Linked DNA regions of Homo sapiens: region 1 is linked to region 2. Evidence: read pairs that join two places in POLR2A ChIA-PET (ENCODE). Cell type or tissue: PC-9. All regions are shown on one strand. Region 1 overlaps MICU1 (mitochondrial calcium uptake 1). Region 2 overlaps MICU1 (mitochondrial calcium uptake 1).

Region 1 (2,500 bases), 67 kb after region 2:
AAAGAGAAGAGATGGGGGTAGGATAAACTGTTAAAGCATCCACATAAATAGATAAGGAAAGACAAAATCAGCCAACATTACATCCCACTGAGAAAAAGATCAGAAAAAGAATGATTACTAGAATTACATCAATATCGGGAAAGTGTAGAGGGAGTATTTATTATAAGCATTGCTTCTTTGGGGGTTTCAAGGTTTACTACCTTGAGAAGCCTCGGAAGGTTTAATAAGACACTGTGGCTGGGCCCAGTGGCTCATAGCCTATAATCCCAGCACTTTGGGAGGCCAAGGTGGGTGGTTCGCTTGAGCCCAGGAGTTCAAGACCAGCCTGGGCAACATGGTGAAACCCCATCTCTACAAAAAAATACAAAAATTAGCCAGGCATGGTGGCGCGAGCCTGTAGTCCTAGCTACTTCCGAGGCTGAGGCGGGAGGATCATTTGAGCCCAGGATGTTGAGGCTGTGGTGAGCTGTGCCCTCACTACTGCACTCCAGCCTGAGCAACAGAGCAAGACCCTGTCTCAATTAAAAAAAAATTTTTTTTTAATAAAATTGTTTAAAAATGCAAAACCTAGCCAGGTGTGGTAATCCACACCTGTAGTCCCAGTTACTAGGGAGGCTGAGGCGGGAGAATCAGGAGCCCAGGAGGCAGAGGTTGCAGTGAGCCATGATCTTGCCACAGCACTCTAGCCTGAGCAACAGAACCAAGACCCTGTCTCAAAAAAACAAACAAAAAAGACACTTGTAAAGGTGACTATTTAGTCTTTAATTTCAACAAACTGAATTTAAATATATCAGTTACTCTCAGTTTAGCCATCAGAGATTCAGACTCTGTTATAGCTGACCCCCACAGACCACAAAGGAAATAATTTTTTAAAGAGAAGGGGAAAAGGTACCTTCTTCTCAAGATTGAGATAAGAATAAATAAGGAACTGGTTAAATAAACAAGGAAATTATGATCCATCCTGTCAGTGGAATACTATGCAGCTATTGAAGGAAGCTGCTCATGTCCATCTGGAATTATTTCTAAGATATGTTGTTAAGTGAGTAAAGCAAAACAATATTTAGTACACCACCATTTTGTGGGAAAAGGGAAGAAGCGAAGAGTACATATTTGATTTTATATCTACAAAATATTTCTGGGGAAACTAGTGACATTGATTGTCTCTGAATGACTGGGTGACTGGGGTATAAGGTTGGGAGAGAGACTTCACCCCTTTTGTACCATTCAAATTTTGAAGCAGATGACTATATTAGCGAATCAAAAACATCTTTTTTTTTTTTTTTTTGAGACAGGGTCTTGCTCTGTTGCCTAGGTTGGAGTACAGTTGTGCAGTCATAGCTCACTGCAGACTTGAACTCCTGGGCTCAGGTAATCCTCCCACCTCAGTTTCCCAAGTAGCTAGGACTGCAGGAGCGCACCATCGTGCCCAACTAATGTTTTTTAAAATTTTTCGTAGAGATGAGGTCTTCCTCTATTGCCCAGGCTGGTCTCATTCTTGGCCTCCCAAACCACTAGGATTATAAGCATGAGCCACTGCACCTGTCCTAATTAAAAACAACTTTTAAAATAAAGCTAACAGAATGAATATTTAAACAATGTGAGAGGGAAAAGCAAGTTACTATTGGACGGAGGCTTGCTCTGTCGCCCAGGCTGGAGTGCAGTGGCGTGATCTTGGCTCACTGCAGCCTCCGCCTCCCGGGTTCAAGTGATTCCCTTGCCTCAGCCTCCTGAGTAGCTGGGATTACAGGCATGTGCCACCACGCCTGGCTAATTTTTGTATTTTTAGTAGAGACGGGGTTTCGCCATGTTGGCCAGTCTGGTCTTGAATTCCTAAGCTCGGGTGATCTGCCTGCCTTGGCCTCATAAAGTGCTGGGATTACAGGCGTGAGCCACCACACTTGGCCTGTTTTAAAGACTTTCTTGCAAGGAGACTTGACTAGTCCTCTGTAAGATTTCTCCTAATGTACTCACCCCCTGCACCTTCTGTTCTAACTCTCTAATCAGGCCTTAGCACTCCTTCCTGCTTTTAATACTGTATTCAAACAGAAACCCCCAACCCACATCACTCACTACCATACATGCGCAGTTGGTCTCTTTTCTCCCTTAGAATTCAGATACAGGCCAGGCGCGGTGGCTCATGCCTGTAATCCCAGCACTTTGGGAGGTCAAGGCGGGTGGATCACCTGAGGTCAGGAGTTCGAGACCAGCCTAGCCAACATGGCGAAACCCTGTCTCTACTAAAAAAAAAAAAAAATTAGCCGGACGTGGTGGCAGGCACCTGTAATCCCAGCTACTAGGGAGGCTGAGGCAGGAGAATCACTTAAACCCGGGAGGCGAGGTTGCAATGAGCCGAGATCGCACCACTGCACTCCAGCCTGGGCGACAGAGCAAGACTGTCTCAAAAAAAAAAAAGAATTCAGATCCAAAATGTAACTCGTACCAAATACACACTATTCCATTATTTCCCATATGTGTGTATTAATATATCTGATATCTGTCT
Region 2 (2,500 bases):
GAAACCCCATTTCTACTAAAAATACAAAAATTAGCTGGGCATGGTGGCACATGCCCATAATCCCAGCTACTTGGGAGGCTGAGGCAGGAGAATCACTTGAACCAGAAAGGCGGAGGTTGCAGTGAGCTGAGATCATGACACTGTATTCCAGTCTGGCAACAGAGCAAGACTCTGTCTCAAAAAAAAAAAAAAAAAAAGATTTAAGGGACTGGGCGCAGTAGCTCACGCCTGTAATCCCAGCACTTTGGGAGGCCAAGGCAGGCAGATCACCTGAGGTCAGGAGTTCAAGACCAGCCTGGCCAACATGGTGAAATCCCATCTCTACAAAAATTAGCCAGATGTGGTGGTGCACAGCTGTAATCCCAGCTACTTGGGAGGCTGAAGCGGGAGAATCGCTTGAACCCGAGTGGTGGCGGTTGCAGTGAGCTGAGATTGCACCATTGCACTCCAGCCTGGATGAGAGAGTGAGATCCCATCTCAAAAAAAAAAAAAAAAGAATTAAAAAAATAAAGATTTAAGGAAGTATAATTTCAAACATGAGAATATTCTGCTAGCACCAGCAAGAGAAAGACCTGCAAGGCAGAAACAAAGCATGATCTGACTTTGTTTTAGTAAAGATTTAAGATTAGCAGTGAGAAAGCCATGCAACCACAGGCTTTGCAAGTTGTTAGAGTTAGTTCCCCGGAATGTGTATGAAGCAGAAAAGAACCTGTTTGGCACTGATACCTTCAGTCACCTCCATTCGCACAATCACTGTCAGAAACATCATCTCATCTGACCACCTGTCTCTGTCTCCACCACCATTCTTGTCTTTTGCTTGGGCTACTTCAGTTGCCGCCTAACTACGTGATTCATCTCATCAATCACTCTTAACTAAGAGCCTTTGCACCACTATTGATTTCCCTGGAGCTCTCTTCCTTCTCCTTCACCTAGTTACCTTGTTTTTATCGCTCAGAGCTCACTTAAACCTCACTCATATCTTTTCCTGCTTCACCACCTCTCCACCCCAAATTAGATCACATTTTTGTTACACATTTCCAAAGGACTCTGTACTTTTTTTTCAAATCACTTAATTACATAGTCATTTCATTGTTTGTTAAATACCTGTCTCTCTGCAAACACTCCCTGAGAACTTTCACGAGAGTGTTGGGCCCGCCATTATTTCCTTAGTGCTTCCCAGAGACAGAACACAAACCAGATTTTCAGGAAATAGTGTTGAATTAGTAAATATCAGATGTGGACGAAAGCCTGGCAAAGTACACATACATGTTGATGCCCACTCCCTCTCCAGCTCTCTGTGGCATCTATGGTCTAGTATATTAGGCACATTCTGGGGTATCAGCCCCGCTTTCAACAATTCTGTCTTCTCCAGGATTTTGCCCACTCCACTTCCCAAACATATGTGGGAACTCCTAAAAGCCATGTTTGTAAATGTGAAGTTCGATCTAGAGATAGACCAATATACTTAAGCATGAAACATTCCTCATTAGCTATTTTAAAAATGAAAAAGTACCACAAAATTGAGAAGTATCGTTTATGTTTCTTAAGTTGCTTTTAAAAAAAAACTAAAGAAAACCTTAATTAACTTGATGACCAGAAAGAAAAAAATAAAAAAACGCTTTACTGCTGCAGGATTTAAAACATAACCTGACTTAATGGTCTGTCTGTGGTACTCTAAGAAACTTACCAGGTGCAGTGGCTCATGCCTTTAATCCCAACACTTTGGGAGGCCAAGGTGGGAGGATTGCTTCAGCCTAGGAGGTCAAGACCAGCCTGGGCAACATAGTGAGACCCTGTCTTTACCAAAAAAAAATTTTTTTTTTTGAGACAGAGTCTTGCTCTGTCACCCAGGCCGGAGTGCAGTGGTGCAATCTAAGCTCAGTGCAGCCTCTGCCTCCTGGGTTCAAGCAATTATTGTACCTCAGCCTCCTGAGTGGCTGGGATTACAGGCACCTGCCACCATGCCTTGCTAATTTTTGTATTTTTGGTAGAGACAGGGTTTCACCATGTTGGCCACACTGGTCTCAAACTCCTGACCTCATGTGATCTGCCCGCCTCAGCCTCCCAAAGTGCTGGGATTTCAGGTATGAGTCACCATGCCCAGATTAAAAAATTTTTTAAATTAGCTGGTCATGGTGGCAAATGCCTGTAGTCCCAGCTCCCTGGAGGCTGAGGCAGGAAGATCGCTTGAGCCCAGGAGGTCGAGGCTACGTGAGCCATGATAACACCACTGCACTCCAGCCTGGGTGACGGAGTGAGACCCTATCTAAAACAACCAAAACAAAACGAACAAACAAAGCTTAATTGTCTAGCAAGGGACAGCTAAACTTATAATTAACCAATAGGTTACAGCACTGTAAAAGAAATCTTGCAAATTTTCTCCCTGGCTGTTTTTTACAATTGTTATCATTAAAGGACTTCATGGTTTTCCTGTTCTTAAGGGGGAAAATATTTTCTTTTTTTTTCCTTTATGAAAGGAGAATGACAGTGATACAGTGTG

The links. Peaks named below come from ENCODE experiments on the same cell type or tissue, not always from the same donor. Only the 100,000 strongest peaks of a DNase experiment are listed, where the experiment ranks them.
Region 1: POLR2A ChIA-PET joins it to region 2 with 16 read pairs; 4 of 35 experiments call an interaction of 5 or more read pairs at or near these places.

The regions. Positions count from the first base shown.
Region 1 is chr10:72,382,031-72,384,530 of GRCh38, reverse strand. All of the region lies in intron 10 of MICU1 (mitochondrial calcium uptake 1), which reads left to right. Among named protein-coding and RNA genes, the nearest start is that of DNAJB12, 28 kb to the right of the region's middle. In PC-9, no CTCF peak of the experiment used is centred here; no DNase peak of the experiment used is centred here.
Region 2 is chr10:72,448,722-72,451,221 of GRCh38, reverse strand. The region is part of intron 8 of MICU1 (mitochondrial calcium uptake 1); the gene reads left to right. Among named protein-coding and RNA genes, the nearest start is that of DNAJB12, 95 kb to the right of the region's middle. In PC-9, no CTCF peak of the experiment used is centred here; a DNase peak (open chromatin) is centred at 1,061.